Linked DNA regions of Mus musculus: region 1 is linked to region 2. The links are chromatin loops, found by intact Hi-C in ENCODE. Cell type or tissue: left cerebral cortex. All regions are shown on one strand.

The links. Hi-C counts contacts between places; a loop is a spot of excess contacts. Peaks named below come from ENCODE experiments on the same cell type or tissue, not always from the same donor. Only the 100,000 strongest peaks of a DNase experiment are listed, where the experiment ranks them.
Region 1: it touches region 2 in a loop (2.0-fold over the local background); 4 of 42 quality-filtered maps call a loop at or near these places.

Annotation. Positions count from the first base shown.
Region 1 is chr13:73,503,828-73,507,827 of GRCm38, forward strand. Lpcat1 (lysophosphatidylcholine acyltransferase 1) reads left to right here. Exons shown (of 14, transcript NM_145376.6): 9 at 1,675-1,757. Among named protein-coding and RNA genes, the nearest start is that of Slc6a3, 31 kb to the right of the region's middle. In left cerebral cortex, a CTCF peak has its summit at 2,096 (motif pointing left); a DNase peak (open chromatin) is centred at 2,084.
Region 2 is chr13:73,328,837-73,332,836 of GRCm38, forward strand. It overlaps Mrpl36 (mitochondrial ribosomal protein L36), which reads left to right and starts at 2,173. Exons shown (of 2, transcript NM_053163.1): 1 at 2,173-2,255; 2 at 2,524-3,342. The coding sequence starts at 2,537. The coding sequence ends at 2,845. In left cerebral cortex, a CTCF peak has its summit at 2,206; DNase peaks (open chromatin) are centred at 2,154 and 3,084; H3K4me3 peaks cover 1,723 bases; H3K27ac peaks cover 1,637 bases.

The sequences.
Region 1 (4,000 bases), 170 kb after region 2:
GCTGCCAAATGAATGCTGGAAACAGAACCTCTGAGCCATCTCTTTAGCCCCTCGACAGGATTTTTAAAAATTAACAAGGAAACTAAAGCAATCATTTTTTTTTATTGAGATGAAGAGTATATAAGAGTATATAAAATTGTCTAAGAGTATATAAAATTGATACATATACATCTTTTTGCCAGCAAGACAGTGGTAGCACATGCCTTTAACCTTAGTACTCAGGAGGCAAAGACAGGCAGGTCTCTTGAGTTCCAAGGCCGCCCCAGCTACAAAGAGAAACCCTGTCTTAAAAAAAAAAAAAAAAAAAAAAAAAAAAACCAATAAAAAGAGAAACCTTTTTGCCTTCAGTACTAATACTACTATAGCTAGATTTGAATAACTAAATTCATTCTGTCACTTTACTGCTTAGCTGTAAGTCATGGAGTATAACCCGCCATCCCAGCTCCCAGCTCCTGGCAGGTTCCTAAGTACTGAACTTACCCTCTTGGCTAAATTCAGTACAATCATATGTGTGGCCTATAGAATTTTCTCTAAGTAGAAGGATTGGTGTTTTTGATTTTGGATTTGTTATTTGTTTTTCTTTTAAAAAGAAAATAAAGAATAAAAAGGGAATTCTTCTGATGGGCCTACATCTAACCTCAGAGATGAGTTTATGCACTCCTGTATTGAGTCAAACAGTCTGTTTACTTCCCATAAGTACTGCAGAGCATTACAAAATGGACAGATGAGCTAATGTGACTTCTACTAAGAGCCCAGCCCAGAGCGTGCTGGTCCTTCTGCTGTGGATCTTTCTGTGGCTCTTCTCTCAGCTGTCAGGAGAGAACAGAATCAGGTCTGAGAAGGAACATGGTCTTGTACTGGTTGGGACCCCTGTGGTTTTGAGCAGAACTGTTCCAGACCTGGTCTCATCTTCAGATAAGAGAAACTGAGAATGGCCCTGTAATAATCTTTACATATCCTTCTTCACATTGCCTGGTATATGGTACCGTTAATGAGAAAGACCATTGTAATTTTCGAAATTCCTAAAATGTAACTGTAAACACATTACACACTGTATGCTAGGTTTTCAGGATGTTCCTATATTCTTAATATCTTCATTTAAGAATAGGAATCAGAAATAGTCTTTTGACTTTTCATGCATGGTAAAGTTGGCACTAACATGAGCCACTCGATCATTTTAAGTGCTGTATTTATAGGATGTTTTATCACAGAGATACAGTAGATTTCAGGTGTAGAAACTGTAGTATTACAGAACTGCATTCTCTATAATCCCCAACATAAAACTGTCATGGAAGGATAGAAATATGCATATCATTAGGAGTTGAACATTGTACCCTGGGCCAGTAAGTACTCCTGGTTAGCAGTGCTGAGCTATAAAGTTTGCAGGTGTGTGAGTGAGTGAGTGAGTGTGAGTGTGAGTGTGAGTATATATGTATTGTGTATGTCTGTGTGTACACATACATGCACATGGGTGTTGTGTGCCTGTGGGTCTAGATATGTGTATGTGTAGTGTGGACATTGTAGTTATGAGTATGTAAATATGTATAGTCATGGGTGGACAATTCCAGAGGAAGGGTTCTGCTAGTTTTAATGTCACACAGGTAACCATTATGGTGGCTTTGGTGGGATCAGTGCCATGCCTTAGCAGAGATAACACCGTTCTTCTGTTCTCAGTTTCTGCCTGTGTATTGCCCTTCTGAAGAGGAGAAGAGGAATCCTGCCCTGTATGCCAGCAATGTGAGGCGTGTCATGGCCAAGTGAGTGAGCGGCTGCCAGCGGTGCTGGGGAAGTGGGTTTGTACAAGAGTGAACACGCAGGCTCTGCATGTGCTAGCAGTATCGTGTGCTTGCCCTTGAGTTTGTGTCTCCTGCTTTTATCTGATGATGTTTTGACTTGTTTAACATTTAGAAGATGGTTAATCTTTGCTTCATTTCGCAAGTTTCAAACCCGCCGTAGTAATCTGTGACCCTGGTGTGTTTTGGGGTCATGCACTGACCTGGGAAGATGTCAGTCTCAGGTCACAGCCTCCTTGAGGCTTCACTGTGCTTCTGTCTGGGGATTGTTTGCTGGCACTCTCACGCCCCCTGCTGGGCAGAATTGTAGTATCTGTATGTTTAAGCCCCTAGGGTGTCCTGTGCTGCCATCTGCCTCTGGTGTACAGTTGAGAACATAAGTATTGTTTTCTCTTTCTGGTTCCTGGAGTCTGGACAGTGATGCAAGTACCCTTTTTCTCTGACTTTCTGAGCCCTATCTCTCATTCATATACTTAAAACAAGGTCCCTAATATTCCTCATACACACCAGGCAAAAATCGCAGCCCCAGGGGGCCAGCCTTGTTTCGTCTCCTGAAGAGGCTGTATACAGTGGAGCTTAACTGTAGCCTCTACCAATAGCACCTGCTGGAACCTTTGAGGTTCCTCCACCTGGCAGTGGGGATGGGGGCAGGGAGGGCTGTCCCACTCTCAGTTCCTGACAACAGACCTGGAGAGAGCATTCTAGGAGCGCATCTGACAAGACCCCAGCTCAGATCTGTAATCACTGTTTAGAGCTGGTTCTTGCCTACTTCCTCCTTGTCCCACTTGAATGGTATATGCCCAGAGAAGGAGTGGGTTACTCCAGTCTCCACCCTGAAGTTCATTTAGCCTTCACCACAGACAACTCTGAGCACTTGTTAACTAAGGGACCACTCAGGCCAGGCCAAGGTCCCTGCATCCCTGTCTTCCATTCTGACTTGATCTGCTTTGAGGGTGGAAGAAAGAAATTGGATCTTTTAGAACTCAGCAAGTGATTGCCATTGTATTTATTACCAGATTATAGCACCTGCCTAAGTCAGATTTGGAGGGATTTTAAGGAGTTAGTGCAGAGAACAGAACACAGTGTTCTCTTACAGTACCATCCAATCCACCTTGAACTTGACTGCTGTGTGTCCTGTCCCATGCCCATCCCCGCCCCATGCTTCAGCCCCTTCTGTGGGCTGTCTGCAGCCCACATTCCTAACCGCATGTTATCATGTGCTTTCTGGTTGCTTGCTTATACAGCATTGCTGGGCAGCATCAGACTTACCAGAAGTGCATTTTCTGTTTTTGGTTTTCTTTCTTTCTCTTTTTAAAAGAGAAAGAAAATAAAAGTTGGGTGGGTATGGAGGTTGGGGGATCTGGGAGCGGTTGGGAAGGGGAAAACATGATCAGAATATATTGTATGAAATTATTTTCAATAAAATAATATTTTTGATATTATAATACACTTTTATTACTTCCCCCTCCCTTTCTTCCCTTCAGACTCTCCCATGTGCCCATTCACCCTTTCTCTTGCAAGCTCATAGCCTTTTTGGGGTGGAGGATGTTGTTTTATTCAAGGCAGGGTTTCTTTGTGTCACCTTGGCTATCCTGGAATTCACACTGTAGATCATGCTGGCCTTCAGTTCAGTAATCTGCTGCCCCTGCCTCCTGGCAGCCTCTTTTTCTCTAATCGTGTGTGTGTGTGTGTGTGTGTGTGTGTGTGTGTGTGTGAGTGTGTGAGTGTGTTGCTAAATACATAAATACAGCCTGTCTTTATAATGTTACTTGTATGTATGTATAATGTTACTTGTATGTATGTTTCCAGGGCTGACCATTTGGTGTTGGATAAGTCATCGGTGTGCTCACTCCTGGGAATATTATTTCTCCCACTCTCAGGATTCTTTAGTTGCCAGTGGTTCTTTGTGTAGGCCTCCCGAGCTTTCCCTGCCTATGCTAGCATGTATGTCTGTTGGTGCCATCCTTCTTCAGGTCATGTTTAGGCAGCCATGTTGGTAAGATTTCACTGGTATAGCATCTCTGATATTTCTAGGAGACACAACCTTACAGGAAACTCCCTGTTTCTCTGGCTTTGACAGTCTTTCTGCCCACTATTCCATGACTCTTGAGCAGTAGGTGCAGGAGTATCGGTCGACGCTGGGTTCTACAACTCTTTGTTTTGATCGGTTGTGGTTTTTCTATGGTCGTCTCTGTGGCGAGGGAAAG
Region 2 (4,000 bases):
TCTGAGCATTTTTGCAACGCTGCAGTAGTTCAGTTTCCAGTTAGACTGCAAGGAAGTTTACCCAGCATTGGAAAGCTGTCCGGAAAAGCTCTGCTATGTAGAAAAAAACCTGATGCAAATCGTAGTCTGTAACTCTGAAGGCTGTTTTGGCCTCTCCTGCCTCATTTGAATCTGAGTCCGAACCTCCCTTGGAACGACATATACTGTCAAACCCCAAAGTAGCCTGAACAACTTTGCTCAGAGGTAGACAGGTGGGACCCCAGACTCAGAGCAGGGCCGGGTCACTAATTCCGAGAAAGTGCCAGAAGCTAGCATGTGTTGTTTGGGATCTCTTGGCCAGGATTGGAGGTTAATGACCTGGTATCTACCTTTCTGTGCTCTGCTATAGCATAAGGACTAGGTGAGTCTGAAGACGAAAGGGGTAACCAGAGAGGGCCCTAAGACACAAGGACAAAGACCTCGCCAAGTTGAAAAATGCCCCAATAAATGTGGGCCTAAGATGCCCTGGCTAGCCTTAAGCTCTGTAAGCCAGGCTAACCTAGCACTCACTGTCTTCCTGCCTCAGCCTTTGGAGTGCTGGGATTTCAGGCTTATGTCTCCACACCCTGTCCTGCAGATTTGTCTCATTCTCCCTCTTTTTAAAGGATTTATTTTATATGTATGAGTGTATACATTTATATATGGCCATGTGTGTGGTTACCTGGTACCAAGAGAAGGGCACAGGATCTCCAGACAGGTCAAGTTACAGTCCATTTGAGTAGTTGTGTGGGTGCTGGGAACAGAATGATGGTCTTCTGCAAGAGTAGCAGGTGCTCTTAGCCATCAAGCTATCTCTCCAGCCCTAAGTCTCTATTTAAACCCTAACACCCCCTGTCTGTGTATGAGTTCACACACATGTGAGTTCATACACAGGTGCCACAGAGCACATGTGGAAGTTGGAGGAAGCCAGTCTCTTTTTCCATGTGAGTTCTGGGGACTGAACTGAGGTCTACAGACTTGCATGGAAAGCACTTGTGACTCCCAGGCCATCTCTCTGACCCACATTATTTTTTTTAATTGCTAGAACTCTGGAGTCCTTTTTTCCTTTTCTTTCTTTCTTTCTTTTTTTTTTTTTTTTTTAGGCATTTTTATTAGATATTTTCTTCATTTACATTTCAAATGCTATCCCCCAAAGTCCCCTATACCCTCCTCCCTCCCCCCTCCCCAACCCACCCACTCCCACTTCCTGGCCCTGGCATTGCCCTGAACTAGGGCATATAATCCCCAAAGAAAGACCAAGGGCCTCTCCTCCCATTGATGGCCGACTAGGTCATCCTCTGCTACATATGCAACCAGAGACACAGCTGGGGGGGGGGGGCGGTGTTTACTGGTTAGTTCATATTGTTGTTCCTCCTATAGGGTTGTCAACCCCTTTAGCTCCTTGGGTACTTTCTCTAGCTCCTTCATTAGGGGCCCTGTGTTCTGGCAAATACAGAAGTGAATGCTCACAGTCATCTATTGGCTGGAACTCAAGGTATTCCTATGGGTGCTTAGTGTGAAGGGTGAGACTGGGAGTTAGAGAGAACTACATTAGCCTTAATGACAACCTACTTTGCTATACATAAAAATAAGATGGGTAGATTTACGAACCACCTGAAATCCAATGTATATGAATTAACTGTAGAAGCCCTATATATAGGAATTACCTGTACGCACACATATATACATATATACATGTATATATATGGAAATTAACTGTAGAAATCAGTAATGGTGTATGTTGGTCTTTCCACGTTCCTTGTTGCTTTTCCTAGTTCGCGGGTAGGGACTTAACTAGAGCAGTGTCTGCACTTGCTCCTCTGGCCTTTCCCATGTCTGCCAGAACGTCTCTTAATGTAAACATATGACCTGTACATTTTGTCTGAATGTTGGGTTTTGTTTTGTTTCCAATATATTCACTGTTTGCAGTTTCTTTTACAGTCAAAGCCTGCTTTTTCTGTCTTTTTTTTTTTTCTTCTCCCATGGGCACCGGTCTTGGTCCCAGCATCTGCAGAGGCAGAGCTTAGAGTGCAGGATTCTGGATAAAGAATACTGAGACAAGGAAGGCTTTATCTGCTCCTTAGTCGTCCTCTGCACAGCACACGTCATCCCACGTGACCTTACGCCATCTTTCTTCCTGGCGGTGGCGTCCCACTCCACTGCGCAGACGCGGAAGCTTCGCTAACCGGCGCCCGAAGTTGATTAAGGACTTCTCCGCCGGTGGCACCCCTTCCCAGGTGTGGGTCCCAGGTTTCATGGGGGCAGGCAGAGGTGGTGCCAGAGCTGCTGGCCGGGAGTGCGGGCGGGGTCCCTGGCCGGCGTGAGTGAGCCTCCGGAATCTGCGGCTTCTCCGGAGTGCGCAGGCCTGGGCACATGGAGACGCGGAGCCCAGAGTGCAACCCTGGCATGTGTGCTCTGACCTCTGATGCCAAGTAACCTTGATAGGGGAGGGCCTAGGGACTGGCAGACGTGCAGCACAGGATGACCACGCTTCTCTTCCCCCAGGTCTGGGCTCGGCATGGCCGCACTGCTTGTACGGAGCGTGGTGGCTTCGGTGGTGGACCCGTTCCTGCACCTGAGTCGCCTCGCGGTGAAGCCCCGAGTCTTCTCCTCGTTCCTGCTGGGGACATTGCCACGCGCCAAACCCTGCGCAGAGGTGCGCTCAGTTCTCTGTGGCCGTCCCTTGCCGACCCTGCTGCCCTCGCTGGGCTTCAAAACCAAAGGTGTCATCAAGAAGCGCTGTAAAGACTGCTACAAGGTGAAGAGGCGTGGGCGCTGGTTTATCCTCTGTAAGACCAACCCCAAGCATAAACAGCGACAAATGTAGCCCTTGTCTTCAAGCAGTGTCCATGGAAAATTCATTTCACCTTATCAGAGAAAAATAAACATTAAGCATTCTGTAAGATCCATGGGCCTTAGGGCTTTGTTGAACCCCCCTTTCCCCACATCATAGCCCAATTCCTTCACATCTAATCAGACCAGAGCTGCCGATGGAGAAGGATTGTTACAGTAGCTGTGTATGAAGCAGGAATACAGAGCCAGCTTTATCTCTTGAGACAAAGTCTGGCTCGGTAACCCTGGTTGACCTGAAACTTGGAGAGAAACTCCTGCCTCTGCCATTTGTTACCATATGCAGCAGATTGTAAGTGCTTTAAGAGGCTGCCTGAGCCAAAAAGCTCTTGTGGGGTGTGCAACAATCCCAATTTAAGAACAAACGATGTTCTTGTGTAGCAACTATCCCAGTCTTTACTCAAGGAAAACCTTGTTTACATAGAAATGTCTTTTGGATACCAATTAAAAATATTTGTCATGACTGTTCTTACACTCTGGAGTAGTAGTGTTCTTTATTACCACCAAACTAATGCTTTCAGAAGGAGGTTAGTACATTTTCAGTTCAAAGAAGGTAACAGAGCATGCTGGCTTCTGCAGGGAGTGCTAGGACACCAGCAATTTTTCAAATCTTGCGGTTGTCACTATTAAAAATCGGGCCTGAGGGCTGGAGAGATGGCTTAGCAGTTAAGAGCACACTGACTGCTCTTCTAAAGGCCCTGAGTTCAAATCCCAGCAAACACGTGATGGCTCACAACCCTCCGTAATGAGATCTGATGCCCTCTTCTGGGGTTTCTGAAGACAGCTACAGTGAACTTACATATAATAAATCTTTAAAAAAGCGGGCCTGGGGTTCATGTTTCTCCTGGTCTTTGACACTATGCCTTTTTGTGGTTCTAAGTCCCATTAATCTGTTGAACTTCAGGTTCACCTGGTGTAGTCTACCAACTGATTCCAGACTAGCGTGTTTTGTGGCCCTGTGATTGATGTCGAGTGCTGTGAACCTGCTGTCCTCTGTAAGGAATTATACCTGGTAGCTGCTGGTACCCTCTATCATTTTCTTGGAGTACTGTGAATTCAGAGATAGTTTCAATAGGTAGCTACAGGAGATAACCATTGCCTTTTCCTGGGATCTTAAAATAGCCGTTAAGAA